Linked DNA regions of Homo sapiens: region 2 is linked to region 1. The links are chromatin loops, found by intact Hi-C in ENCODE. Cell type or tissue: endothelial cell of umbilical vein. All regions are shown on one strand. Links, peaks and the distances in the headings refer to the core of each region. The heading gives the core; the rest is flanking DNA. Region 1 overlaps SNAP25-AS1 (SNAP25 antisense RNA 1). Region 2 overlaps MKKS (MKKS centrosomal shuttling protein).

Region 1 (15,730 bases), core at 3,377-11,376:
TGTTTGACCTCTCAGATTCTGTTTTCTCATGTATAAAATAGGGACACACTACAGTAGTGATTAGCACTATTCACCAAATATTTCCTGCTCTCTCCACTTTGGACACACGGTAGGATTATACTCTCTGCCCCATTCCCTTGTAGTTAGGTGGTGTCAGGTGACTAGTTCTGACGAATGAGCTATGCATGGAAGTGAGGTTTGCCATTTCCAGGCTGGAGCTTTTGATTGCAAGTGTGAGGCTCTCTGAGCAATCCTCCCCTCTGCTGCCGGCCGCTCTGTCAGCCTAGGAAATATGGAGTAGGATGCAGAGTTGCCCATCAATGGACATGGTGGGTTATAAGCAACTGGGACTTTAGGTTATTGACCAGCCTCACTAACAGACTTACTTCATAGGTTTGTGATTAGAACTTGTATTCATCCATTCTTACACTGCTATTAAAAATACCTGAGACTGGGTAATTTATAAACAAAAGAGGTTTAATTGGCTCACAGTTCTGCAGGCTATACAGGAAGCATAGCAACTTCTGGCTCAGGGGAGACTTCAGAAAGCTTCCAATTATGGCAGAAGGCAAAGGGGCAGCGAGGCACTTCACGGCCAGAGTAGGAAGAAGAGAGAGGGTGGGGAGGTGCCACACACTTTTAAACAACCAGCTCTCATGAGAATTCACTCACTATACAGTATCAAGCAGCGGACGATGCTAAACCATTCACGATAACTTTGTCCCCATGATCCACTCACCTCCCACCAGGCCCCTTCTCCAACACTGGGGACATGGTGATTTGGGTGGGGACATGCATGATTTGACATGAGATTTGGGTGGGGACACAGATCCATACCATATCAGAACTTAATGGGATAATAGACACTAGGCAATTGTTATACTATCTGGCACACTATGAAGTACTAAATATAGGTTTCTATATTTCAAGTAAGCATTACCGGATTTCTCTGCCCAAGCATTTGCGTAGCTTTCAGGATTTAATTTTCAAGCCCAGAATTGAATGATTCAAGTTACCGTTAGAAATATTTACCCTGACATTTAATTATACATGCAAATTATTGGCCATCGTTTGTAAATCATATTTTTGGTTTATGATAATAGGTGATCTGCAAGAACCTCCAAGAACTGAACATTACTGTGCTCACAAAAGTAAACTCATAATGGCTGAAAACATATCTAATCTCCTTTTCAATAAATAATGATATGCAACTGATAGCTCTTGCCAAATGTAATTGAGATAAATCTTAACTGTTTGAAAATATTAAAGAAGTATTTACTTTTAATTCATTACAGATGCAAAATGTTTGGGTTTAAAGGAGAAAAATCAAAAGAAAACATTCTAAAATAATATCAATTTCTTTCTCTCCTTGCCATTTTTACAAACATACTCTACCTATAAACATGCACCTGTATAAATTATGACTAAATCTATTTTTACTGCTTCACAGTAAATCTTCTGCTGAATATATGGGGCCTTAATCTCCGGTGTATTATGTACTAAAGGCTAATAGATTTGGCAGCAAAAATAGACAGTTATATTCCATTAAAAACCAACTCCATAATTCATGACTGGACTCGGGGTCTGCTTCCAGCCCAATGGCACACCTGGCTCCCAAAGCTCTAAAACAAAATTTCCAGTTTTATAATTGCCAGAGTCATAGTTTTCTCCATTTAAAAAAACACATCAATATTTATGTTGTTTTCCATGTGCTCTCAAAATGACAGCTTAAATGATTTGACAATAAGTAAGGTTTGATTAAATTCAGTAGTCCCTTGACAGGGGTGGTTTATTTGATTATTCAAATTATTAATCATCATGCCATCTATTTAATTTTTTAATACTTAAATGAATTTTTTCTTGTAAAAGAAAATCTTGTAAACAAAATCATATCAGAGAAAGCCCTGCAAATTACAAGGAAGAAATAATCACTCATAATTCCAACCCTAGAAAAATATCACTGTTGACCACTTGAGGACTTTACCCTAGTCCTTTTATTCTGCAAACATTTGCCATAGAGGTGCAATAGAACACAAAATAATATATGCTGCTTTTAAATATTTGTGTATAATTATAAATGCAATCTATATAGTTCCTTATAAGGAAATATGAAAATTATTAAGTCAAAAACATAACCCAGGGAAAAAACCATCAGAGATAGTCATTATTCATATTTTAGTGCTTCCCCTAAAAGCAGCCATTACTTAGCTACTTTAGCATTCACTCAAAAGGTGTATTCTGCAGAATGGTCCTTAGCAGTGCAATTGTATTTTCCAGAGTGCCAAACATTTATTCACTTTTGAGTTCGAGCACCCACACACGTCATGCATTTGCAATATGAAGCAACAACAACGTGTTACACCCTGGTATTATCAATGAAATTAAACCTAGCCTGTCCTCTCCAAGAGCTCCAGGTCTGAGGAGGATGTAGACTAGGAAACAATTATAATACAGAGTGATTAATGCTAGGATTTGAGATATGCTCAGGATGCCATGGCACTGCGATGGAACACAAACCTCGTCTGATGGAGGAGAAGGTTTCAGGAAAACCAAAAGCTTCCTGGGGGCTTTGCAGTAAGGCTAGTTCTCAATGGATGCAGCCAAAGACAGAGGAATAGAGTCACAAGTGAGCATATGCAATCTAGGATCAAAGGCAATTCCATATGGTTGGAGGATAGAAAGATAGTGACAGGAGATGAGGTGGGAGAAGTTGGCCTGCAGGATTTGTATTCCATAATAAGAAGCCTGAATTTTATGCAAAATACAACAAAGCAGTTAAGCAGCAGAGTGACATATTCAGGTATGCATTTAAGAAAGAGCACTCTGGCTGCAGGAGGGGACAGATAAGACATGTGGCAAGGCTGAAGCTAAAGAGAACAGTAAACAATGGTCATCATCCAGATTAGAAATGGAGAGAGCCTAAATGAAGGCAGCAGTAATATAATGAATATTAAGAAAGTCAAGGAGGCTTAGACTATTCCTATCTACATGCAGCTTGGGGATTAACCTCAGATGTTGATCATGCTTGCCAAATTATTAATAAGACAATATCTCAAGACCTGCCTTGATAATCTCCTTTCAGTCTTATGATATGAGGTTAAAAACAAGGCAAATAATATATCTTGGATTCTATCCTAAAGGGATCAATGTAAGAAACCTGGCTAAAATTCTGACACCATAATTGAAATCCAGGAACAGAGGCCTATGCTACATCACATACGGAGAGCAGATGGCTCAGAGTGATCATCTCAAGAACTTCTCGTTGGGCAACGTGACTTTTGCAAAAGAACTAGGAAAGTGTTCCTTTGGGCCATGATGATTTATCAAGGCTAGAAGTTGAAATAATAAATCTATTCTGAACAATATACTTACTAAATCGTAGTCATTTATAGCCCTCTAATGAGACAGGTACTCAAATGGGTACACATTTGCTAGGTAAACAAATGTATTGCATGGGGAATTAGGGATTTACAGCTAGCAGGGGACATTGAGGCTCAATATTGATGGTTTGCTTTTTCCATTTCGGTTGCTAATGTGATTTATTTGCAGTTTTCTTAATCAAGGTGACTGACACAGAAACTATCTAAATTTTTTAGCACAGCAGTTAAAACAGTCCACAATACATAATTTGGCTCCTAAATAATTTCTCCCCCAACAATTAGAACTTTCCGAAACTGCTTTAAATCGCCTTATGAGGGTATCATGAGTTTGTGGTCATTGGAAGTATTAAAAGAAAAAAGCCTGGAATATCAGTAATGAAATGCATCAAGCAGGAATCATACATACATTAAAATACTGGTTTATAGTTTTGAGGGCGTTTTCTTTTTTTTCTGTTGCAGCTATGCGAAGATATGCTTATGTATTAATTGTTTTTCTTGCTAACACTGTATAAGCAAATTCAACTAAATTGATATAAGATTTTGCATACAAGATTAGAAAACCTGATACCTAGAATTATTTTAACACACATTTTTCAAGTTTGCTTATGACTTCACTAGGTTAGAACTTCTTAAAAAGCAATGCTTTAAACATTTTATTCATTCAACCTTTATTGAAAGCCAACATTGTGTTGCTGGATATGCAAAAATAAATCATGTATAGTGAGCTATTAAAAATTTTTATCAACTTACAAACTGAGTACAGGTACCTACTCTCACTGTAAAGCCTTAGCAAAAAAAACTGATTAAAATAATGCATAATAGTACATAAAAAATTAAAATCTTCCATTAGAGGAACAAAAATTATGAAGAATTTCTAGGAGATAGAAAATAATTATGTACAGAGAAGATAATTCAAAATACATGTTGGAGAAAATTACTCTTTCAAAAGTCAGACATGTCCAGAGAAACTGGAAGGGAGGAAGATAGAACTGATGGGAAACATGGCAGAGGGGGACACCCCCATCATGTGATGGCAAGAAATGCTGTTTCCACCTGAATGAATTCCCAAAATCTAAAAAACAGGAAAGTGAGATCTGAGCTGTATTCATAATTCTTTAACGTTTTCAGTATTCTCTCCAGCACTGCTTACTGAACTTGTTCAGGAGTGAAGCCACGTGTCCCCTGGGAGTGTGCTGCACTGGCAAGAAGAAATGGATGACTCACAATTTTGACAGTGACTCTATAGAAAGAAAAAAAATCTGTGACTCAGGGCCTTGGGGAGAAGTCATCTCTTCAAAAACTCATCTGATTTTTTTTCATGCCATGTAATTACTCAGAGAACATTAAGAGTCTAAAAAATTTCAACACTGGTGTCTAAGAGATATGGAATTACCTTTTGCCTGAGATGCTGGAAGCAGTGGGGGCAAGTTTGTAACTAGAAAGATTTGAGCAAGTCCAGGCTCAGGTATCCAAATTGCCCTCTTTGCTGTTGGCATAGGGGATTGAGATTTTCTGGGTCTTAAATAAGGTTTTATTTTTATCTAAGGAACTATAGTTTCTATGCAAATCCGAGGGGGCTTAGAGAAACCTAGCGTGGAAAAAAGAAACTGTCAAAGCAGTGTTTGGGGAAATGAGATGGGGAAATTTCACGAATAGTGGGCATAGAGAAACTGACTAGACAAGAGAACGTGAACATTATAATGATATCAAATGGAAAATTTGAAAGTTTATTTTGAAGGAGATGGCTAAAAACAATTTTATTCTGAATGAGAATGTGATTGCCAAGAATCAGTCTTCAAGCAATCCAGGATTTAAATTTCCTTGTTCTAGGCTCAGAATTTAAATAGGCAAAATGCAGGAGTTCGAGGCTGTATGAGCTATGATCATGCCTCTGCACTCCAGCATGGGTACAACAGCGAGACTGTATCTAAAAGAATAAAAATAAATAAAATAAAAAATAAATGGGCAACAGGAAAGACTTTAAGACCACTCTCCCCTCGCTGTTCACATGGCTGGGTTCTTCCCATTATCCAGGTTTCAATTTTAAGATCACATCCTTACGTATAGTTTTCACTGAATACTTAGCAATTTGATCAGCAATTTGATCTTATATAACACATTGAAATGCAACACGTGTGTTTCAAAGTCAAGTGATTAGAAGACTGTGGGCCCTAACTGCTGTTTATGGAAGTATGCATCCAAAGCAGATGCTGTCAGAGGTCCCATGTACACCCAATTCCATTAACAGTCTCTTCTGATTCTTTTTCTCACTGACAGCCTCTCAGCAAGTACTGGTGCTCTCCCTGAGGATTTTCTCTGGCTGCAGGAGCGTGTTTCAGCGTGCAGGGCAGACTGGAAGAATCTGTGAGTTGATGCCTCAGGAAGCAGCCCTCAACAGACATCAGACAGGAAATGCTGGATAAATATCCCAACTTCTCACCTCTTGGGTAGGACAACATTGAGGAATGTCCTGCAAAGTCTCCCTAGAGTCCCAAAGGGCCTGAGCCCCAGTTACCCACAGCAGCAATTCTGCACATTAGCACACTCCTTTAGTAATTTTCCTCCTTTCCTGTCTTATTTCCTCACTCCTGTCCATTGTTTCCTGGGATCACTCCCGAAGCAAATCACTTGCACTCACATCCACATCTCTACTTCTGGGGAGTCCCAAACTCACAAGACATTTTTCTACAAAGGAAAATCAAATATAAAAGAAAGTAGAGTAAGAAGAGTTGGGACCAACAATGACTGATGATTAAGCAGCAAGAATAGCGGCAATTAAAAACTGTAGATAACACTATGGATGCACTGATGACACAGTGTCTTGGCCAAGCCCTGTGGGAATTCATACTGTTTGCCTGTGTGCAGCAGCGGTGCAAGTTTTGCAGTGTTGTGAAATATTTAGTGGACGCTGACTTTCACAGAATCCTGAATTACTGTTCTCAATAAGCTCCAGTATTGTGCTATTTCAAATGTAGAAATACCAAAGTTTACTAATTGTGAGCTCTTAATATAGTAACTTACTAGCAGGTTATATAATGAAATGATATCATATGGCATATCATTTCCCATAATAAAGAAAAAGCTCTCAGTGTTCTACCAGTTTGGGCCCTTAAGACTCCTGATAGGCAGGTAGATGCTGGACCACACTCTCTTCCTGCACTAAATAGAGGTTGCAGACACTGGGTAAAACCCCAAGAACCACAAGCAGATGCCCACTGCTTTCCTGGCAGCCTGACCCTTGCACCAAAAATACTTTAAACAATAAGTTCCCAGTTCTTAAAAGAGCAAACATACCTTTAAAGGAAAAAGAAAAAATACACAAAAGTCTTACCGACCTTGGGTTTAATATTTACTCTTCTCTTTCTTAGGTCAAAGCTACGGAGTATAAACTGGGCTCCTGCCAGGTTCTTACCATATTCCTTCAATAGTTGTTTTTCAGGAAGCTCTGTTTTCTGGAAGAGATAAGAAAATAGTACCTGGGAGGAAATGAGCCATGCTTGTGTTGCTGAGTGATTCTAACATGTTTGGTGGGGGAGAGGCACATAGATGTTAAATCATTCACCCTTTGCAGAGAACATCCTTTGGGTAGAGTGTTTCTTATCCTCCTCCACCCAGAAGCCTTGTTTCTAGTTTCCTGTGCTTGCAAGCTTGTCTCTCCCAACTAGGCTGTAAATGAATTGAGGGTAAGGATCTTGTCTAATTTACCTCTACATCCCCAGGACAATAAGCAAGGGTGTAAATGCCTAGTTCCCTTGCCCAGGTAAAGAGAAAAGCGCACCTGAGGCAAGATTCCACTGCAGCGCCCCCTGCAGGCTCCACAGACGTGGTCTGAATTCACCGCCAGCTTCACTTCCTTCCATTCCCTGTCCTACTTCCCCCATTCCTTTACTGTCTCTGTGGAGCCTTCCTTAGTAAACCACTTGCACACAATTCTCAAGGTTTGCTTATGAAGATCAACAGCTATGACATCAACCCATAGGACAAAAAAACAGAGCAATAGAAAAATTAGTAGGCAATAGAAAAATTAATGACTGCCATGTCATCTTAGAGAAGGATCCTCGATTTCCACTCAAATTAGCTTGAGTGGAAAGTTTACAGAGGACTCTACATTGCTAGAAGTACTGGACGGGCTTGGGGGGATTCGCAAGTCACCTTTACTTGCTAGGGCCACATGGTGTCTCTCCTCTGTTTCTCTTAGCACTTGTACTCGTCTTTTTTTGCTGTAGTCCCATATTGCCTATGATGTTTTACTCTAATGTAATGTGTTTGCACATGACTGTGGCTTCCTAAGGCAAAGAAGCTCTTGCCCTGGCTCTATAGAGAACCAGCTTATCCAGTCCCTTAATTCTGTAGGTCCAAATGCCAGACAAAAACAAAATAAAATAAAAAAACAGACTCTGATGAGCCCATCCAAGGTCAAGTCCCTGCCCCATCCAAATCAGATTCAACAGTGGAAACAGAGTCATCTGCCATGACACAACCACTTCTTTGACGGTACTGTGGGCATGAGTGGACTTTTTCAGGAGGAATTATGCACTCAGGGTAATGACTGACATCTGTAGGGCAATAACAAGCCAACACTGCTTGTTAGATTCCCAGTCCTCTTGAACATGTTCCATCAACTCCATTCTCATGGGCTTGCTCACTGTCTACCAACATACTGGGCTAAATTTGCCTCCAGGCTTCCTCTCATTGTCCCTCAAATTATATAGGCGTTGGCTCTTTTCTGAAAACAATATCCTTCATTTCCTACTTTCCCCATGAAGCCTTTCCCAGAATTCCAATTGTCCCCTAATGCCTAAATCAACATTTTATTTTGTCCATTTACCCACTGGTGCATGGTAGCACCAGGGTTGTCTTCCTTACTTAGAGAATAAGTTCCTCCAAATCAGGGAGGGACCATGCCTCCTATTTCTTCTGTTTCACTTATATCATTTGGCACGATTCTGAGCACGTAGCCAGCAAAACATAGCTGCTTCTCCCTAATGTACTGAATGAAGTAGATAAAGCTTTTCTACAGCACCTATTTCAGTGCCTTAATCATAGGCTGGATAAGAAACTTTTTGTACTACTGCCCCTTGGGCCTCACCACTACAGCATGAGCTTATTCCACTTCCAACTGCCAGGATCTGTATCTCTTTGCCAGAGGGCTTTTTCCCAAGCAGCAGGAAGCCTTTCTGGCCTTGGGCATAGTAGACTGGATAGTCTGGAATATTAATTGCTGGCAGCACTCAATTCAGGAGCTGGTGGAAGTAACCCAGCTCCCTCACCCCTCCATGGGTGTCAAGACTTGGTTCCTTCCAGTGGGTTCATGGTCTCGCTGACTTCAAGAATGGAGCTGCGGACCTTCGCAGTGAGTGTTACAGCTCTTAAAGATGACACGGACCCAAAGAGTGAGCAGTAGCAAGGTTTATTGTGAAGAGCGAAAGGACAAAGCTTCCACACAGCGTGGAAGGGGACCCAAGCAGGTTGCCACTGCTGGGTGGGGTGGCCAGCTTTTATTCCCTTATTTGCCCCTCCTGTGTTCCATTTCTGTCCTATCAGAGTGCCCTTTCTTCAATCCTCCCCATGATTGGCTACTTTTAGAATCCTGCTGATTGGTGCATTTTTACAGAGTGCAGATTGGTGCATTTTATAATCCCTTTGCTAGCTACAGAGCACTGACTGGTGCATTTTACAATCCTAGCTACAGAGTGCTGATTGGTGCATTTTACAATCCTCTTGTAAGACAGAAAAGTTCTCCAAGTTCCCACTTGACCCGGGAAGTCCAGCTGGCTTCACTTCTCAGTAGGTTAACTCTGAGTGTTCTACACTGTTTCCCAGAGTTCCCCAGTGGGCTTGAGCCCCAGCTGCCCACAGTGGTGACTTACTTGATAATGGCCTCCTGTGTCTGCCTTTCCTTCCTGTCTCACTTCTACACTTCCCTGTTAGTGTTTCCTGGGATCACCTCCCAAGTAAACCACTTACACTTGAATTCTTGTCTCCGAGTCTGCTTTTAAGGAAACCTAAACTAAGACAATGTTCAATAAATGCCAATGGAAAGGTTGAAAAGGTAATTTTCACCTTCCCCCTCACAGGTAGAGAAGCTAGGCCATTGACAGGGTTGGATTTCTCAAGACTGGCAGGATAGAGGACTCCACTCCTATGGAAGCACCTTTCAAGAAGAGACGGTATGGGAATCAGTTTAAAACACAAAGCACTGCATCCTTGGGGGCATCTGTTAAGTTCATTGCACCCAACCAGACCTCCTAGAGAGGGCAGGTGCTGACAACATAACTGCCAACAATTTACTGGTCCAATTTGTGATAGGCAATATATAACTCGGCAGCCCAGAAGCCACATCCCCATTTGTCTTGGTTTTCATTAATTCAAAAAAGAGGAAGAAACCAATAATGATAATAATAATAACAATAACAACAACTATTAGACTTTCTGCTAACCTGGGTGAGCAGCATTTGACTTGAGCTATGAAATCAGAAAAATGTCCCTTTCTTGCATCTTAATTTTGCAACAAATTCAACCTGTTAATATAGTCCTTCAGGAATTAAACAGACAAAACCATACAAATGCTTGGAGGATGATGGGAAAAACCAGTTACTTCTGACTAACTGGAAGGGCAGCTTGATCATTTCTGATGGTTGATTGCATAATTTCAGTCCTTGAACATTTAGTGTGCCATCCCCTTGGTTGCTGGAGGAATGCAATTGCTCTATGAAATGTGAAGAGACTTGACAAGAACTATTTTCATGGTTATGTGCCAAGTTCTTGCTTTAACTTGCTTGCTTAATCAAATGTCTACTCATGATATCTTTGGGAGTTTCTAAGTTTCATTAGCTCTTTCCTTAAAGAGAAATTAATCTACTTGGCAAGGAAGGTTTATTCATCATAGGTGAGCAAACATTAGCACTTTCTAATAATTAGTTCCAAGATCCAGTTTCTAGATACCTACCAAGTTCAGCCCTGGTTCACAAGAAATTGACCTATTTTCAGTGGAAGCACTGTAACCAGTGCAATAAACTCTATCTCATAGAACAGTGTTAATCTGTCATCACAGCCAAAATGATTTGTTATAGCAAAGCAACAATCAGAGTAAATGATGCCTGTCCCTTCATTAAGGAAATCTAGAAGAATGCTCTGTCATGAGTTTAATCTGAGATTTGCCTGGCTATCCTGATGAAAACCATCTAATGAATATGTAAATTTATCATTGTCTTCTATTGTAAAAATGCACAGCAAATTTTCTGCTTGGCTATGCATAATCAGAAGAGAAATCCTCACTGCTGTGAATTTGAACTTGAATAAAAATTGTCTTCTCAGGAAAAGAGCATGCTAGATGGAGGAGGGGTTAACAAGAGCCTTCAGTTTACAGATGTAGGATGTCTTCCTGCTGTTAATTATTGTGGTAGGCAGTGTAATGGCCTTCTCCCCAAAGACATCCACATTCTAATCCTTGGAAACTGAATATGTTATCTCACACAGCATGGGGCCCACTGGCACTGGACCCCTCCAGTTGGCAGGTCCACTGAGGCTTGGGTACATGGGTAGACATTCACCCTCATTTACCATTCTGCTGAAACTGTATCTCTAGGTTTCTGAATGGGAAGAAGGAGCCTACTGGAAGGAAGAGTCATGGCTCCTGGAAAGTGGGGGAAATGAAGCAAAATGGAGTTCTTTCCAGAGTTGCCAGATTATTTCAATAAAAATATCAGACATGTGTGAGTAAAAAACATGGACAAAATAGCAACAAAAATGCAATATAGAAAGATTTCTGGAAACAATCCATAACGTCTTATATTTTGCACTGAATACAATGACATTTTTTCATTTCTTTATTTTTCAGAAACTCAGGTTTTGTACACTTGAACTAGAAAAGCATCACATAGGTCAAGACAAGAAAAAAAAATTTTCAAACATCAGTTAATGACATGAAAAATAATAAAAACTATTTAGTTAGATTGTTTAGACTTTTATAAGGAAGACTAATATAAATTTACTGACACATTTCTTCAATGTGTTTCCAGAATAAAAGCTCAAACTCTCAATGCTTTCAGAATAAAAGACCACACATGATCTTCGGTGTGGTAAACACCCTCCAGAGTACTTCAAATCATGGGTTAGACAGAAACTACAGACCAGCAATATCCAATGGAAATATAGCATGAACCATGTTCAAAGAAGTTGAAGGAAACATATGAAATTATTTGTAAGAATCTATCTTATTTAACTTGATATAGCAAAAACATCATTTCAATGTGTAAACAATATAAAAATTAACTAAATATTTTGCTTTTTCAAATCTATTCTTGAAATCCGATGTGTAATGTACTTAAACCATATCTCAATTTAGATAGTAAAATTTATCAGAAATAATTAATCTGTAGTTACATTTCATAAAATTTATCATTGGCAAGTAAGATTCACATACTCAAGTTGTTCTAAGCATACATTAAAAAGTTTTCAATAACTGAATCAGTTTTTTATTTTAATTTTTAATTACAATTAAATAAAATTAGAAATTCAGTTCTTTAATCACAGTAGGCAGCCGGGCACGGTGGCTCACACCTGTGATCCCAGCACTTTGGGAGGTCGAGATGGGTGGATCACGAGGTCAGGAGGTTGAGACCATCCTGGCCAACATGGTGAAACCTTGTCGCTGGTAAAATACACACACAAAAAAATTAGTCTGGCGTGGTGGAGCGCAACAGTCGTCCCATCTAGTCAGGAGGCTGAGACAGGGGAATCGCTTGAACCCAGGAGGTAGAGGTTGCAGTGAGCCAAGATCGTGCCACTGCACTCCAGCCTAGTGACAGAGTGAGACTCTGTCTCAAAAAAAAAAAAAAAAAAAATCGCAGTAGCCACCTTTTATATGCCTAGTTGACACCTGTAGCTTATGGCTACCATATTGAACATCACAACACTAGCTCATACACAATGATTATAAGAATGTGTGAGATTTGTTTCACTTTCATAAATTTTTTGTGCTAATTTTCTATGTGACCCATTTTTTTCTCCATGTTTAATCTGAAGCCTTTAAATGAGAGGCCCTTGTGTTCTTGTCAGTGGTGTCAATAAGGAAGTGAAGAAGGTAAGAAGGAAAGGGGAGAAGTTTCTATGAAAGAATGGAGGATGTTGGCAGAAGCTTCAGAGAAAGGAAATCAGCCTAACTCTCCAAGATCTGTTGGGCAGAAAGAACAGAGGTTCCCAGGGCAGTAGGATGGGCCTGGAAATTGTTCTAGCACACTTTCAGACTGGGCTCTTGTTTACAAATGACAGAAACTTGATTCAAACTGGCTTTGACAATGAAAGTACTCTATCAATTCAAATAAATAAAACATCTACATGTTCTGTAGTGAGAAGCTCAGGCATGGCTAAATCCAGAGGATCAAATAATGTCATCACAAATTTATTTTTCTTAATCTCTCAGCATCAATGTCCCTGTGTTGCTTTAAATCCAATCAGGGTTTCACCATAGTAAAAAGATGGCCACCAGCTACCCCAACCTATGTCCTATTCTTAACAACTCTACCAAAAAGAGTACTTCTTTCTGAGAAGCCCCAGCCAATGTCCTGGGCTGATACTCCCTGGTCTGGGCATAGATCTTATGCTCATTCCTCAACTAATTCCCAGGCCTGGTGAATTTCCCAGCTTTGGAGATGGAGGGTTGGATCTGACCACTCAACCCCCATGAATTAGAAAAGGGAGAGTGATTTGTTCTTCCAAGGGAAAATCAGGCTGCTATAGCTAGGAGAAGAGGGAATGGATGCTGGGCAGGAAAAATTTCTTGTGTGTTAAATCAAGACTTTTGACAATGAGGAGGCTAGTCAGTTCCCCCAAAATAATTTATTCAGACTTTAGGTGTTTCATGAAGAAAATTGTATCATCTGCCAAGCACCTAATCTCCTTTCCCCATTAGTCAGTCACATGGGAATTCATACCTTTTTAAAGCTACCTAACCTTGAAAAAGTTGTTTAATCTCACCATGATTCAGATTTTCCATCTATAAAATGGAAATGATAATAGGGCCTACCTCATACATTTATAATAAAGATTACATTTAATCTTATATAATAAGATAATATAATAAAGATTATATTTAATCTTTTATAAATGTATGAGGTAGGTCCTATTATCATTCCTATTTTATTTGTTCTTATTTGTGAAGTGCTTGCAATAAAGTCTGGCAGATGACAAGGGTTTAAAAAAACCCCACTAAATAAATACACAAAAGTGTGATATTATACATTTTTCTCAGAAAAGAAGATTCATTGACTTCTCAAATGAATTCATCTAGGCTTCTTCCCATCAAGGTGGCCTCCAGAGAGATGAGAAACTACTGGAAATGTTTACTAAATAAATGAGTCTCATTTTCAAAGGAAAGGTCATAGACACTTTTTAAGACACACAGATGTCCTTTAATGCAGCTCATCTGTATTGTAATTTCTGTGAGCTTGCATTAGAATGTAATTAAATTAACACCAATGCAGTCCTCCTGTCAAGGAAGCTCTGCCTAATGTAATGGCGTCAAGGAACAATCTGAGCATTACACATATCATGAGGAATTGTTTCCATCCCCATTCTATTCTTATTGTCACAATATTTGGTTTAATTAAGTTATATAGGATAGTAATTATAGCAAATGTAGTTTGGCTGGGAAAATACTCCTTGTGATATGAAGGTCGCATCTCCAGACACCACTGCTGGGGAAGGCAGAATTCAGTCCCTACTTAGGACATAAAAACTCTCAGACACATAAGAAGACTGAGAATAGGAATTGCCTGCTCCTGAAAATGCCAAATTGATATATGGTGAGAAGCCGAGTCTTAGAGTCCCTTTATTGTTGGATACATTCAATAAATAAAAGGAAAGAGCCACCTATAAAAGGTAATTCAAGGGACCATATGCTCTACCTTTCCAAAAAGATAAGTCTAAAATTACAGCCCTAGGGTCAGTTCTCTGATTTGGCATTGCCTCAAGTAGGCCCTTGCCTGTTACAGGGACATTTGCTACCTGGAGGGAAACACATTAACATTCTAGCACCACCACCACTGTCATGTAGGTAATGTACTAGATTACTCAGCCGGGTGTGGGAATGTTCCCATTCCTCACTCTTCCCCATACCCATGTCCTTGCCCAAGAACTCTCCAGTTCCTTCCTCTAGAAAGTGTGCTTTGTCCCATGTGGCTTGCTTTGGCCAGTGACGTATGGGAAAGAGTGAGGATGTACTGTTCTGACCCTACACCCAAAGAAGTGCTATCCCTTTCTGCTCACTCCTCTTGGTTTCTGCCACACCATTCTTCTATTCTAGAAGAATGTGAGACATATGGAACAGAGGCACCCTGGCCAATCAGCAACTCTGTGAGTGTGATCATCAATGCTTATCATTAAACGCCACTGAGATTTGGGGTGGTTTGTTGCGCAGTATGGCTGAGGTAACAGTTGACTAATACACTGGTTATTCAGCTAAGACAGAGAGACGCTCTGAGTGTCTTAACCATAGCAAGTAAAGTTTCCTGTAAGACAAGGCAGAATTTGTAGCCTTCATTGTAGCCATTCCCTGGCCCTTTTTCCTTGCTTTGTATAATTATAGAATCTAAGGAGTGAAATACTCAAGTTCCAGAATTTTTTACAGCTAGGGTGGCCATATGATGCATTTGTAGCCAGTGATACATGTTTTTTTTTTTTTTTTTTTTTTTGCAGGGGACTCCTGGAAATACTTTTGCCGTCATGAAAAAAGCAGACTTTTGTTACTGCTCTTCTCCCTTCTTCCTGCCTTGAAGGCAGTCATGATTCCTGAAACTAATGCAGCCAAGGTGCAGCCAGGAGGGGAGCAGTGTGAGGTTGAAAAATCAACAGCTTAAGGAGGGCAGAGTAGGAAGATGGAAAAGGCATGAGTCTTTGATGATGTTGCTGAGTTAGCTAAACCCCAGTAACAAATGCCTCAGTCTTCTTTTTCTTAGAGCTAAAATTAGTGTCCATTTTGTTTAAGCCCCTATTAGATGGGTGATATCTAATGTGATATCTAAAATTAAATGAATTTCTAACTGATATGCCTAATTTACAGTTTGGCTTGGAACTGGCTTAGTCTGTTTGCATCAGAAAGATGGCATAGTTTCCCCCATTGGGTATTAGAGAAACTAAAATAGAAAGAAACTGAAAGTTTTATGGCCTACTGAGGTCAGAAGGAGGGGAGAGCAGGGAAGCAGCAGTCTCAACCTTTAACAGCAAATCGAAGTCCCCTAGGAATTGAGATGGGGAAGACTTGGAACACCTCTCTTCTCTGTGTCTTGTCCTGTTTACCTATTAAAACCCAACCCATCCATTCCTAGCCTCTTCCATGAAGCTTTCTCAAA
Region 2 (15,730 bases), core at 2,523-10,522, 340 kb after region 1:
AAAGATGGTTTCTTTCAAACTAATGGGGTTTAGTTTGAAAGTCTAAAATGTCGGCCGGGTGTAGTGGCTCATGCCTGTAATCCCAGCATTTTAGGAGGCTGAGGCGGGCATTGCCTAAGGTCAGGAGTTCGAGACCAGCCTGGCCAACATGGTGAAACCCCGTCTCTACTAAAAATACAAAAACTAGCCGGGCGTGGTGGCAGGTGCTTGTAATCCCAGCTGCTTGGGAGGCTGAGGCAGGAGAATCGCTTGAACCTGGGGGGCAGAGGTTGCAGTGAGCAGTGAGCTGAGATTGCGCCACTGCACTCTAGCCTGGGCAACAGAGCGAGACTTTGTCTCAAAAAAAAAAAAAAAAAAAAAAAAAAAAGCTAAAATGCCTAAAAACACTTCCATCTCAAAAAATTTATAGAATATAATCACTAAACAATTTCACTTATTTGAATATTGTTTACTTCTGAAATATTCAAGAATAATGAATACTTTAAAAAAGTGATCTAAGTAAAAAACCCAAAATCTTATAGTATAATTTCTTTCACATGGTGGGAACAACAGATTCTGCATGAGAAGGCCGGCTCTACTGCTTATCAGCCACTGGATGCTGTCACTCATGTCATTTAACTTTTCTGCCTCCCTCACATGAGAGGCAAGTGGGGATAATAATGCATACTTCACAAATAAATCAAACCAAGTCAAATGTTAAAAATGCTCCAGGCCGGGCGTGGTGGCTCATGCCTGTAATCCCAGTACTTTGGGAGGTTGAGATGGGTGGATCACCTGAGCTCAGGAGTTCAGGACCAGCCTGACCAATATGGTGAAACCTGTCTCTACTAAAAATACAAAAAACTAGCCAGGCGTGGTGGCGTGTGCCTGTAGTTCCAGCTACTAGGGAGGCTGAGACAGAATTGCTTGAACCCAGGAGGCAGAGGTTGCAGTGAGCCGAGATTGCGCCACTGCACTCCAGCCTGGGCGATAGAGTGAGACTCCACCTTAAAACAAACAAAAACCTCTGTAAGCTGCAATATGCTTCACATGTGGCACCCATCCACAGTAACACCCACTACACAACCTATATCATTAATAAACAGGAATTTTGTTTGAAGGCCTGAAATGAGGTAATGTTAACTTAGATTACCAGGGGAGATAGGTAAGGCCAAAAACATACTTCATCTACCTAAAAGTTTACCTGCGCTATGTGCCTGGTAGTTTTCCCCCTTTTCTTTTTTTCTCAAAAGCTCTCTGCTCCCAAGATCCAGGACTAAAGCTATGGCTATTAATGCCATGTTTAGGTATATATTATGGGCTAGTGTGGAAACCCAGCCCCCAGTTACAATATGGTTTCTACGGGAAAATGTTTGGTTTTTTTTTTTTTGATAGGGAATCTTGCTGTCACCAGGCTGGAGTGCAGTGGCGCAATCTCGGTTCACTGCAACCTCCACCTCCTGGGTTCAAGCAATTCTCCTGTCTCAGCCTCCCAAGTAGCTGGGATTACAAGTGCGGCCACCATGCCCAGCTAATTTTTTTGTATTTTTAGTAGAGATGGGGTTTCACCATGTTGGCCAGGATGGTCTCGATCTCCTGACCTTGTGATCCGCTCACCTTGGCCTCCCAAAGTGCTGGGATTACAGGCATGAGCCACCGCCCAGCCCTTTCTGTTTTTTTAGATGTAGTCCTGCTTTGTTGCCCAGGCTGGACTTGAACTCCTTGGCTCAAGTAATCCTCCTGCCTCAACTTCCCAGGTAGCTGGGACTACAGGCATGTACCACACCCAGCTAAAGTGTCCCATATTTTAAAAATGAGTCTGGAAGACCCAGTATTCACAAACTGGAAATTGCCAGATTCATGCAAAGCTAGTAGATATTTAAGGCTATCAGTCTGACTTACCATACCAACAACGAGTTCCAAGGAATTATTTCCATTATTAAGAAACTCTACTTTTGACAGTCATTTGAGTCTTACCAAGGTAGGGCAATAACCCAGAGATATTATGTATTCAACACTTGGCATACATATGGCTCCTTTTTGATAATTTATACTAAGACTTTTATTAAATAAACTTTAACAATGGTTTAAGTCTAGTAACTTAAAAATTGGAAACAATGCAGACTAAATGATCATCTTTCTGATAGATTGTCAAAGCAGTTAAAGGATACTGAAAAGTAGCTCACATCAGGAACTCTTCAGCTTGTCATTTTTCTTTGGCTCTAACAGTACTTATATCTGCTTTTAATTTGCTGAGTTTGTAAAATACAGTGAATTTTTTGCCTATTTTAGTTCTGTATATTACCAAATATATTTCGGTCAATTCAACAAACACTTTAGAACACCCACAGTGGGCCAGGCCTGTAATAGGTGCTGAAAGTAAAAGATGATCTTGGTTCTCAAGGTCAGGTGGGAACAGTTTTGATATAGGTAAAACATAGGTGCATGTACATCCCCCTCCCATTAGAAACAACTACTTAAGGAGAAGTACAGAAGTTTGCTGGAATTATGACAAAGTGAAGAAAAAGGGTCATTCTAGTTACAAAATTACTTTCTAAATATAACATGATTTAAAAGTTTTGTCAATTGAGGCTGAAGAATTTTGTGTAAAGTATGAAAGACCTTAGGATTATGGGGATGTTAGACTTCTCAATAACCTGTAAAATATTTGGGGGTTAGATGATATAGTACATTAGGGGGCTGAAAATACATAGAAAATGGCTATAATCACTGCATTTTTAGTATGTGAACAATACAGGATCTTTTCCAGAAACCTTTGCTGCCAGAAATGATACTGACACATGCTGGGTCAATTTTTCAAGATGTTAACAGTGACACAAACCAAAAATATCTCTGCTCAAAAAAGTGTGATTTATTAACTGTAAGAGGCAAAAGCAAAGAGTGATTTTTACCTGTCATTTTAGTCAGGGGTTCCATCAGAGTCACTCCAATTCTGTCTATGGCAATAATACGATGCATATTGAGAAACTGCTTCAAAGATGGATGTATAACTTTTTGGCACAGGACAAGATCTACGTGGTCACTGATTAGCTGCCTTCCTAGGTTAAGCAGCTGGTCCAAGACTGCATTTTCAAGAGAAACCCCATAACTGACCACCACAGTTCCTTCTCCAGTGTCAGAAGTGTCTCCGGATAAAGTTGTACAAAAGAGTGCCACCTTGAGGGCAGTTGATTTTTTGATAGGTAATAGCCTCATTAATTGAACTTCTGACATTTCAATGAGTATCCCAGGTAATACAGTGGAATCTATAACTCTTTGACCTTTTAAAGGTACAATTAAACTCTTTCCTAAAATGATGTGGCCTTCAGCATTTTCTGGAATTGTAAGCAAAAAGGCTCTCAGGATCAAAGCACTGACATGCTCTGTTTCCTTTCTGGTGAGCATACAGGCAGGTTTACTTGTTAATATACTACGCACCAAACAAAGGAGGATCTGAGTACTACTAAAGTCCACTGGGATTCGACAACCACAGGTCTCAGACTTGAGATAACTGATGCAAAGACTCAAAAGATGTTTATTTAATCTAATGACAGTGGTGGGTGTCAAGCCTAATCTCTGAACATTTTCAATCAGGTTGCAGCAAAGAATAGCTGTGAATAAGCCACAATCACTGAAGCTTGACACATGATTCTGTATGGAGGCTGTCAGGATCTTTAAAATGGGATGTGTGACCAAAAGGTGACTGAGCAGAGCTGAGGACTGTGAGGTTGTACACACGTAACCTCCAAAGCCATTGTGCAGCTGCTTCAGCCTACCTGAGGGGCCATAGCATGATGTTACAATTCTTTTCAAGACAGAAAGTGTGGTCCTGACTCTCTCAGTTGTCAGTGGTTCACTCTTACACAATGATGGCTTCTTAGCTTCCAAACGAGACATCTTACTTCAGGTGGTAACTAGTGAAGACCGTTTTTATTTTGTAAACCACATTTTTCTATTTATTGCATTATCACGTTTTAACATTAAAAATTATTCTTTAGGAATTAAAGTATGAATATGCAGCATTGTGGCTATAAAATCAAAAAGTTCAATGTTTATGAAGCTAATCAGCATAGAATGATTTAATGACAAATTAGTAATTCCAAATATTTATTTTACTTCACTCTTCAATACTCTTTTGTTTGCTTTGAGACTGAAATTTTACAGACTGCTTTGCAGACCTCTGCAAAAAGTATGTTCCAAGATGGACACCTATGAAAGATATCCCAGCTACAAGAAGCCAGTTCTTTCTAATCCAACTGGTATTTTTCATCTCTTCTTTCGATATGAAGCTCAGATTCAAAGCTGCTTCTTTACCTAATAAATAATAAAAAAAACATTTTAGAGAAATACTTCCCAAGCAGTTTGTAGACTGCAGTTTAATAATTTATTCTAATGCTCTGCTGCCTTTTTAGAAAAAGGAACTACTAACTGGCACAAACGTCCAGAAAATGAGAAAGGTAGACCAACTTTGACTTAAAATTCCTTTATTCTTCAATAAATCCCCTCTACAAGAAAAAGTGCTTGTATTTCAGTGATTCTGTAAGGCACAACAACATGGCTAGAAAGCTTACAGCACAGTTATTTGAATATGGCATGCTTCTAGGAGAGAAATGCTACGATATAAAACAGAGAATTAGGTCTCTGAGTCTTTTTTTTTTTTTTTTTGAGATGGAGTTTCGCTCTTGTTGCCCAGGCTGGAGTGCAATGGCGTGATCTTGGCTCACCACAACCTCAGCCTCCTGGGTTCAAGCAATTCTCCTGCCTCACCCTCCTCAGTGGCAGGGATTACAGGCATGCGCCACCATGCCCAGCTAATTTTGTACTTTTAGTAGAGATGGGGTTTCTCCATGTTTGCCAGGTTGGTCTCGAACTCCTGACCTCAGGTGATCTGCCCATCTCTGCCTCCCAAAGTGCTGGGATTACAAGCGTGAGCCACTGTGCCCGGCAAGTCTCTGAGTCTTAAAAGAAGTCCCAAATATCTTTATTCTCCAACATGAAGATTTAATATTATGTTTTTATCTATAATTGTGGTTTGCTTGGAAACTTTAGGTTTGAACAGAAGTGCATTTATATCAAGTCATGTTTGTAAATAATTATAAAAACAAGATAGCTGTTGGCATGTCTACTGCAGGAACTCACTAATGTATAGTCTATATTTAGCTGAATAATTCTGCACAACACATTGTACCAAAAAACAAACCATGTTTTAAACACCTGGCTAAAGTCAGAGCTAATTTTCTATCATTTTACGTTATCAATCAATGATTTTCAGTTTTGGAAATCCTAGTCAACGAATCCTCCCCAAAGCACTGGTTAATGACAGTACATGCAAAAACCAAGGGATATGCTGGATAACAACAACAATAAAAATAGGATCTGAGTTGCAATTCAATTTCAAAGTCTAAATACCATAAAATGTTATATATCAAAAGGACATGTAGAAATACAATTCTAGTTTCCTTAACAAGGTAGTGTCCTTGCTAAAAAAAAGTGTGCCTTGAGGCATAAATTCCTGACACATTAATAATAATGTGTGAAAAGAATAAAAACGTTAGATCATAGATCTTATCTGTTGAGGCCGGGTGTTTTAAAGGTATATTATTCGTTAGTATTTCCAGGAATATGCTGAGTATGGTAGTGTCCAGGAGAGCATTTAGCATAAATGAAACAAATCTATTTAGCCTAAAGTACTTCCTAAAAGTAGGCTACAGCATAGTATGGTGATCAGACCAAAACCTTGATTTGAAGATGTGCAAAGAGGTGGGCAGAACAAGGGAATGTTATGCAAATGTTATTTTGGTTACCATTCCCAATTTAGCTAAAGGGCTGTAACCATGGCAACTGGGCCCAAATAAAGGGCAATGATGGTCAGCTTTCTTCCTGTGGTGATAAAGCTATTGTCAACTTTTGTATGGCATGAGGAGGGAAAGAAAAATCTGTTTATTGATGCCAGGAACAGCCAAGGTACTTAAATATTTCAATGGCTATTACAGATTCAGCAAAATCTGAGAAATACATTTAAATGAAACCTCACAAAGTGACTTCTATATGTTAATTTGCACGTTAAAACTTACATACACACCCCACAATAAAAACTATGATTAAGAAAATCGTTTTTCTAGTTAGAACATTTTCAATACTTAATAGTGTCATGTAACTTTTCAAAAACAGAATGCCATGTTGGCACCTCTGTCAGTCTTACAGTAGTGAGACCAGTACACATATCTTTTGGCTAGTATTTCATTAAAATGACAAAGAAATCACTGAAAGTGGTAGTGACTCCCAAATCATTTTAAAGATGCCAAAACTTGTTGACCTGTGGTCACAGGTCTAGACCTGAACAAAAGAAGGTACAAGAAAGAGAAAAGAGAAAAAAAAACCAAACCACTGGGGCTGGTTTATAGAACATGTTTGGAAGTATCAGTTCAGCTCTATTAAAACTCTTTCTTCCTAAACAAGGTGCTCCATAATTCCAAGAGTTACCATTAGACGAATGGTCCTGACTATTCTTGGATGCACGGGCTTGGCAGATGGGTTTTTGTTGTTGTTGCAGTGATGGATAACTTAATTAAAATAACAGTAAAACTTGCATGACTTCTTCTAAATTAAGAGGTGCACTATAAAATATGATTTAAAGAAAATACAAACAGGTGAAAGTTTTTCCTAAAAGCAAATGGAGTTCTTTGGCAAAAAGAATGATTATAGGTATGAGGTAAGAAATACACAAGGTAAGCTGGGGTCCTTTTCTGCCCAAAAGTAAGGATGTTATTAAAGACTACGTGGGTCATATCACAAGGACAAAGGAAAAACAACAACAGGAGTCAACTTGGAGAGGATCCAAAATGGGACAACTTTAGCATTAAAAAAAAACATGACGACAGCAACAGATTAATATAACTGAAATAAATGCAAACCCACAGGTTCATACTAACACCAAAAACAAAAACCCTAAGTGGCTTGAGCACTCATTATTATAAAAACCAATAAAGGGAATTACAGGGATAAAACATTAATCTTGCTTTCCTTGTATAAATGCATTTTGGGGTAACTGAATAGTTGACGATGGAAAGTTGTTCCAGCTAATAAATGGAGAAGGAATGATAGAATTTGAGCAGCATCATTTGGCAACCCCTAATGAAATAGTGCATTAGACCCATATATGGTGGTTGGTAAATTAAGCCTATGGACCATATCCAGACTGCTGCCTGTTTTTGTAAATGAAGTTTTATTGGAAAGCAGCCATGCTCATTAATTTGTGTACTGTGTATGAGTGCTTTTACACTACAACAGAAAGCTGAAGGGTTGGTATAGACACTATATGATCTGCAAAGCCTAAAATATTTACTATCTGATCTTTTATAGAAAAAAAGTTTGCCAATTTCTAGGTTACAGCAATGATAATGAATAGTCGCTAATAATTATTAAGTAAAAGATCACCTGGCCAACATGGTGAAACCCTGTCTCTACTAAAAAAATACAAAAAACTAGTCAGGTGTGGTGGTGGGTGCCTGTAATCCCAGTTACTCGGGAGGTTGAAGCAGGAGAATCACTTCAACCCAGAAGGCAGAGGTTGCAGTGAGCCGACATCACCCAACTGCAGCCTGGGTGACAGAGTGAGACTCCATCTTAAAAAAAAAAAAAAAAAAAATCAAAGGGGAACTTTATAATGGAAAGAAACACTGCTAACTTGCCTGTTAATCTTAGCAACACTGGCTAGACGCAGTGGCTCTTGCCTGTAATCCCATCACTTTGGGAGGCCAAGGCAGGAGGATTGCTTGAGGCCAGAAATTTGAGACCAGCCTGGGCAACACAGCAAGACCCTGGTTCTAAAAATATTTTAGAACTTAGCCAGGTGTGGTGGCGGATGCCTATAGTCCCAGCTACTTGGGATGCTGAGGCTGGAGGATGGCCTGTGCCCAAGAGTTTGAGGCTGCAGTGAGCTATGATATGTTACTGCACTGTAGCCTGGGTGACAAATCAAGGCCTGTGCCCAAGAGTTTGAGGCTGCAGTGAGCTATGATATGCTACTGCTACTGCACTGTAGCCTTCTCTGTAAAAAAAAAAAATCAACATCATCATCAAAAGTGGATCAGACATTATATATGAAACAACATGATTACCTAGGATCTATTCCACAGTACCATCCATGAAGTATTCTTGTTCAAAAAGTAAATTAAAAAAACAAATGAAAGTAGCCTCTTGATATAATTACGAGATTACAGGAAATAGGGGAGAGAAAGAGGAAATTGTTAAATGACAAGATGAGGAAGCAATCAGCCAAACTGAGAATGTGGGAAATTTTTTAAAAGGCAGATTTAGGAGGGGAATTGAAAAGAGATATTATCTATCAAATGCAATACGTAGACCTTGTTTGGATCCTGATTCCAACAAACCACCTGAAAAGATTTTTTATAGACAAATTCAGAAATATAAACATGGCCTTGGGTATCAAATTGTAGGTAAAGAGTCACTGTTAAGTTTTTCTAGGTGATAATGCAAATGTGTTTGTGTATGTGTGTTTATTCTTACTGTTAAAGACACATACAAAAGGACTACATAGTGGAGCTTAAGATTTGATTTAAAATATTCTAGCAGTTCAAAAAACAGAGGAAAAGATGGATAAAAGAAGACTGGCAAAACGCTGTTAACTATTAAAGCTGGTTGTGGCGAAATGCCCTTAACTATTAAAGCTGGTTGTGGCAAAAGGCCATTAACTATTAAAGCCAGTTGATGGATACTTGAGGGCTCAATATACTATCCTCTCTTTATCTTGAGGCATGTATGTAATTTTCCATAATGAAAATAAGAATAGAAAATAAGAGACAAATAAATGCATTCTTTTGATGTACTTCAACTATTCGGAATTTGTGTTTAACTTACTCTAAATCCGGCTCTAACTTTTGCTTACTAAAAGCCTGTTTAAATATCTGCTTCTGCTTGCTTGACTGGAAATGTTAGCCTCTAAAACTTTTAACTATTGCTGCACTGGCATCTAAAATCTCTTACTACATTCACCTAACATTTTAGAGGAGATTCTTTTCTCAGCTCTATTTTTCCTCCAAGAGTATTTCTTTTTGCATGAGAAGAAACTACTTGATTTTCTTCCTCCAAAGTTTGGCCATACCTGGCCTCCAAACTGTTAAGACATCTTTTTGTTCTTTACTTCTTGTCATAAGTACAATATACATACATAATATAATGGTCTTACTAGTCTGAAAGACTATATATATAAAAATCCAGCACCTAATAAATTCTCTAACTCCCTGCTTATATATATTAAAACTCTTCCTATAAATACAAATTTTATATAGAATGTCCTAAAGTTACTCTTTTAAGTTGTTAAGCTTCTATGTTACTACCTGGCTTTTATATTTAATAATTGTCTAATATATTAAGCTATGCTCTTCCACTTCTGCTTATGAACATTTAAAAGTAAAATCTTGATTTAAAATATTGTTGAAACCAGTAATTATACCAAAAGTCAAAATCTCAGACCAAGGCTTATAAATAAGGAAAATCTTACTGAGGTTCTTCTTCCATAAAGAGCAGAACCTTACACTCATCTATCTTATAACAAAACTTAGAGCATATTATTCACCTCAAGGTTAAAAAGTAAATTATAATAGAAAATGCTTTACAATTACAGGGTCACAGTTCTTTATCTGAAACTCCTTGGGCCAGATGAGTTTCATAATTCAGAATTTCTTAGATTTTATAAATACAATATAGTGTATATAACATACATAATCAATATAATCATAATATAGTATAACGCTATATTATAGTAAATCAAACGTGACAAATGCCAATAAAATTTCTGCAGTGAAACTCAATTTTCATATTAAGTGGAATAAAAACAGTGACCTCCCCCATTTATCTATGAGGGATATGTTCCAAGACCACCCAGTGGATGCCTGAAACTACATATAGCACTAAACCCTATATATACTATGTTTTCTTCTTGTACATACATACCTATGATAAAGTTCAATTTATAAATTAGGCACAATACTCCTGTGCTTTGGGTACATTGTGAAGTAAAGTAACAGTTACCTGAACATAAGCGCGGAGATACCACCACAGTTGATCTAACCCAGAGTGCTGCTAAGTGACTAACGAGCAGGTAGACAGACAAGGGAATGACTCACATCCTGCGTGGATGAAGTAGAATATCCCAGGATTTCATCATGCTACTCAGAAAGGTGCATAATTTAAAATTTATGAATTGTTTATTTCTGGAATTTTCTATTTAATATTTTCAGACTAGGGTTGACTGCAGGTAACTGAAACTGCAGAAAGCCAAACTGCGGATAAAGGGAGACAACTGCACTGCAAATTGCCTCATGTCAGTTAAGATCAAGTTTTGCTGTCAAAGGAGTGAGGATAAAATGTTTTGGTTTTGAGAACTTTTTGAATTTTGGAATTATGGATAAGGGACTATAGACCTAAATTATATAACTTCATCCTCTTTATTTCAGTGACTCTCAAAAGTAACAAATTATGGTCAAGCTAAAATAGTTGATGTTAAGAAATGAATACAATTAGTTTTGTATTGTTAAAAAAAAAAGAACACTAATAGAAGAAAATAATCTTGTATAAATTTGGACTTTTGTGATATGTAATGGTAAGGAGTCAGGGGCTCCTTTGCACACATTCATGATCCTGGTGATGCTGCTAGCAAAACTGCTCTTTCCCTTTGCATTCAATTGACTGCCAGGCAAGTGTCAAATGTCTCTGCACAACGAACTTTTCTAGAAACAACTGCAGAATAGTATTTTGCCAGTGGGTCACAATAAAAACAACAGGTAACTTACCAATTTAGGCTTTTCCTTGCCAGAGATCTAAAAGATTGAGTTTCCCATTGTTGGAATGTGCCATATGATTAACCAACCAGATTAAATGGAACTTACCTGAAGATTGCAAGCCTGCTACTTCCCCTGGATTTGGCTCTTCTGAAGATTTGAAAGTCCCAGACTATCTTGCTCAGGAATGTCGTCGTTTTTAGGTATTTGGAAAACAGGGCTGCTTTTGATTCTGTACCACCCCAAATGTATGAGCCCAACTAAAGGGACCATAACAACCAAAACTTTGTAGTCTCTCCACAAGTTCCGAAGGCTCATAGTACTTCAGCATCAGTGTACCTAAGAAAAGGTTACAGTTAGAGGAAAAAAACCACTAAAACCCATAACCTCCCTTTAATTACATTTCTAAATCACTACAAGTAGCATGCTGTACTCTAACAAATGCTGACTGTTAAACATTTTAAATTATAATACATTGCAATGTTAATAAACAAAAAGAGACATGTCATTGACCCAAAGGGAGCAGGCAGTCAGCCTTGGGAAACTTACAGAGCAATACTGACTTTTTGGCAACAATTGCAAAGGAGCAACATTACCTGCTGGAAAAGCTATATGAATCTTTGAAAACACACATGCATGGAGTGTTCTTTAAATATATTAATGTTCTCTGAGCCACAATAGAGTAAGAGCCTTTTTTTAAATTATATTTTTTAAAAATTATAATTACAGGCTGAGGGTGGTGGCTCACGCCTGTATTCCCAGCACTTTGGGAGGCTGAGGCAGGCAGATTGCCTGAGGTCAGGAGTTCGAGACCAGCCTAGCCAACACAGTGAAACATCGTTTCTACTAAAAGTATTAGTCGGATATGGTGGCGCATGCCTGTAATCCTAGCTACTCTGGAGGCTGAGTCAGGAGACTTGCTTGAACTTGGGAGGTGGAGGTTGCAGTGAGCCAAGATCATGCCACTGCACTAGGCAACAGAATGAGACTCCATCACAAAAAAAAAAAAAAAAAAATTACATTTAGTCACAATTTTAACAGAAGAATCAAACGGTAATCCACAAATATGCAGTAAGAATTTAGGTTCTATATTCTGACAGGATGTAGTGATAGTGTTTCAACTGCGATTGCAACAGCTGAACATGGATTCCAATTGCAGTAAAAGATTTCTGGCTTGAACGCTACAAATCAGAATGAATGTAATGCCATTTCCACATTTATGTGCAAAACTACTGCATTTTAGAGTGTTTGCCCTGAATCACTAGAAAACCCTAACTTACAGGGTTATCGACCTAGTTTAGACAAAGAAACTGGGGCTAGACAGTTGCCTGGAGTTACAAAGTTAGTTAGCTTTTAAAATATATATATATATATTTTAAATTTGGAAAGGATGGAAGTAGGGCCCAGAAAGATGCTATGTTTGATGATCTGTTGGGTTTGGGAACTTGAATCTGGACAACCTCTAAAGACTCCTTATACTCTTAATAAGGACTGCTCCACCATCTATGAGACATGCTATGAACTTGGCTCAATTGCATCTCTGAGTTTTAGTACCATGAAATCTCCTAAATTACTTTATTTTTGTCTAAATGCCATTAGAAAAAGGTCTGAAAAGAATTTCTTATTCCCCCTTTTAAGACCAAAACACAATAGTACTGAGTTAAATAGTCTGAACCATCTGTGTTCTGTGTATACATACTAAAAATAATAAAAGATGTTATCTTATAGCTATGAACATGTTATTCTTAGCATTATAAATCATTTCTCCCAAAGGTCTCAATTCATATTTTATAAGGACTTTGTGGCAAAATTTTAATTACTAGATAGAGGAAACACGACCTGCTTTGTAAATGAAAGTATTTTATGGCCTTTTCCTTTTCTAACGTACTGTGGTATACTATATACTTTTTGTAACCTTTAGAGAATACACCTTTTATTGACATGCTTATGTTCCATTTTTAGAGGGAATCAATTACAAATAACTGTATCATAATTAAATTTCATTGTGAAGTCCAAAGGCAAAAGCCTTTGGGAATTTAAGGGTACAATAAAATAACTGGGGGAGGAATTTAGAGTAAGGAGGGAAGAATTCTATTAAGGGCTACTTACTTATAGGAGGGACAGAGGCTGCACCAAAGGTCAGCTGGCCTGTGTTGATTGACATATGGCATTCTTGTTTGCAAACACCTTAACTAAAGGCCTAGAAGATACTGTTATTTATATCCAGTCTCAATACTTAAGGTGACTTTGGCACCTCTATTCCCCTCAACATGAGGTTATCAAGTTATATTATCTTTTTTTTTTTTTTGTGAGACAGAGTCTTGCTCTGTCACCCAAGCTGTAGTGCAGTGGTGCGATCTCAGCTCACTGCAAGCTCCGCCTCCCAGGTTCACGCCATTCTCCTGCCTCAGCCTCCCGAGTAGCTGGGACTACAGGTGCCCGCCACCACACCTGGCTAATTTTTTGTATTTTTAGTAGAGACAGGGTTTCACCGTGTTAGCCAGGATGGTCTCGATCTCCTGACCTTGCGATCCGCTCGCCTCGGCCTCCCAAAGTGCTGGGATTACAGGTGTGAGCCACTGCGCCCGGCCCTTCAAGTCACATTACTTTTAAGAGCCATTTCTGCCATTCACCATTTACTTCTCCATGATCATTAACATAATTCAACATTTGTCAGCTTTTTTCTGAACTATAAACTCAAGGAAAAAAAACCCTAGCTTATAAAAAGAGATTAGGGCCAGGTGCAGTGGCTCACAAAAGTGTAATCCTAACACTTCGGGAGCCTGAGGTGGGCGGATCACTTGAGCCTAGGCAACGTGGCAAAACCCGTTTCTACAAAAAATACAAAAATTAGCTGGGCATGGTGGCGCACGCCTGTAGTTCTAGCTGCGTGGGGGGTGCTGAGGTAGGAGGATCGCTTGGACCTTGGGAGGCTGAGGCTGCGGTGAGCTGAGATAACACCATTGCACTCCAGGACAGGTGATGAAATGCGATCGTTTCAAAAAAACAAACCAAAAGCAAAAAAGAGACTGGATAGGATAAAAGGATGTAATAATAAAATTGAGATTTGTAACTCAAGAACTAAAATTAGGAACAAATTAAATGACAATCTGTAACACTAATGTTTGGGGAAGTGTTGTACTATTCTCTCCAGCAAAGTGGTTAACAGCATGTAATGACATAGTATGAACCCTCTTTGAGAAGAGTGAAAATTATATAGGGTTAGCTCCCTATAATACTTAGTGAATCTTTAGGTCATCTCCCAGTTAAAGATAAAAGAAATGCTCAATTTTATGTATATTGTGCTTAACAGTCTATTACTCTTTCCATTAGGATAACTTAAGGATCGATGAATCTTTTTCTAGATTTAGGTTTAGTTAAACCTGGAAATCAGTATCTATTTTAACTGAAAACTCTATTTGCTAAACATCACTGAGACTCAGTACAGTATTTCCTGGTTAGTAAATGATGTAGACTGATTTAATGATTAATTGCTTTAATGTTTACTGAACATCTACATGTCCCCACTTCCTCAAATTCTCCATATCTCATATATTGATTTGGCTAATGGGGGTGAGAGAGCAAGTAACTATTTTCTGACAGATAATTCTGTTGTCCTTTGAGAGGCTTGGGAAATGATTAGGATCAGTATGGAAGGGCTTTTCACGTTACAAACTATTTTTAGAGTTTTCATTTAATTCACATAAAAACAATAAGTATCACACTGTACATATAATAGTCCCTTTTCACTGAGCAAGATGGAATTAGCACTTTAAAATGACATTGGCATATAATGAGACCTCATCTCTATTTTAAAAGAAAAAAATATATATTAAATAAAAAGGAAAAAAAAAGGCCAGGCACAGTGGCTCACACCTGTTACCCCAGCACTCTAGGAGGCTCAGGCAGGGGGACTGCTTGAGCCCATGAGTTCGAGACTGCCTGGGCAATACAGTGAGACTTCATCTCTATTTTAAAAGAAAAAACATATATTTTTAAAAAATGACATTGGCATATAACTTTAAACTACTTCATTTCTTTCACTTAATAGTGAAAAATCTCCAGTACATTGGATGTATTCTATTGCCTGCATAACCTCTTCTCAGGGCAAGACACATTAGACCTTACTATACCTTACTAGCAAAGCTCATTGCTAGTTTTACAAAAAAAAAAATAGTTTTCAAATTTTATATTTGATATGGTAGTTAGCGAGGTAATGTGTTATTTATTTTGTTTATAAACTCTTGCAGAGCTTTTACTTACAATCAAACATATTTTGGGGATACAATTTAAATTTAGCACTTTTTTTCTTCTTAGTTCCTCTGTGGTTTTTTACAAAATGAAAATTAGAGCAGGGCACGGTGGCTCATGCCTGTAATCCCAGCACTTTGGGAGGCCGAGGCAGGTGGATCACCTGAGGTCAGGAGTTTGAGACCAGTCTGGCCAACATGGTGAAACCCTGTCTCTACTAAAAATACAAAAAATTAGGCTGGTGTGGTGGCAGGCGCCTGTAATCCCAGCTACTCGGGAGGCTGAGGCAGAAGAATCACTTGAACCTGGGAGGCGGAGGTTGCAGTGAGCCAAGATCATGCCATTGCACTCCCACCTAGGCAACAAGAGCTAAACTCCGTCTCAAAAAAAAAAAAAGAAAGAAAGAAAATTAGCATTACTGTTCTTTTCTAATAAATATAGTATAGTATAACCTTACTTTTTAAAGTTAGCAAATATAGAAACAAGGAAAAGAGAGCTAAAATCTTTTGGGTGTAACAAAAATGTGATCATGATACACATGCTGTTTTGTAATCCCTCTTGCAAAGAATATAAATCTCCATTATCATTTTTAAGAGCTATACAGCATTTGATTATAATGGCGATATCCTAATTTGACCAATCTGTGATTGAAAGAAATTTGAGATTTTTCAATGCTTTATTGCAAAATATGCTATGGC

Evidence for each region. Hi-C counts contacts between places; a loop is a spot of excess contacts. Peaks named below come from ENCODE experiments on the same cell type or tissue, not always from the same donor. Only the 100,000 strongest peaks of a DNase experiment are listed, where the experiment ranks them.
Region 2: it touches region 1 in a loop (2.8-fold over the local background); 3 of 110 quality-filtered maps call a loop at or near these places.

What each region holds. Positions count from the first base shown.
Region 1 is chr20:10,070,082-10,085,811 of GRCh38, forward strand. All of the region lies in intron 3 of SNAP25-AS1 (SNAP25 antisense RNA 1), which reads right to left. Among named protein-coding and RNA genes, the nearest start is that of ANKEF1, 43 kb to the left of the region's middle. RefSeq lists an enhancer at 4,285-5,484. In endothelial cell of umbilical vein, for the core only: a CTCF peak has its summit at 7,175 (motif pointing left); DNase peaks (open chromatin) are centred at 4,600 and 6,830; H3K27ac peaks cover 3,004 bases.
Region 2 is chr20:10,409,639-10,425,368 of GRCh38, forward strand. It overlaps MKKS (MKKS centrosomal shuttling protein), which reads right to left. Exons shown (of 6, transcript NM_170784.3): 2 at 10,890-11,120; 3 at 2,892-4,293. The coding sequence starts at 3,876. LOC128706665 reads right to left here. Exons shown (of 3, transcript NM_001394148.2): 2 at 10,890-11,120; 3 at 4,070-4,293. The coding sequence starts at 11,099. The coding sequence ends at 10,908. It overlaps LOC128706666, which reads right to left. Exons shown (of 3, transcript NM_001394149.2): 2 at 10,890-11,120; 3 at 4,070-4,293. The coding sequence starts at 4,249. The coding sequence ends at 4,097. Among named protein-coding and RNA genes, the nearest start is that of MKKS, 17 kb to the right of the region's middle. RefSeq lists an enhancer at 9,660-10,859. In endothelial cell of umbilical vein, for the core only: no CTCF peak of the experiment used is centred there; a DNase peak (open chromatin) is centred at 5,753; H3K27ac peaks cover 1,571 bases.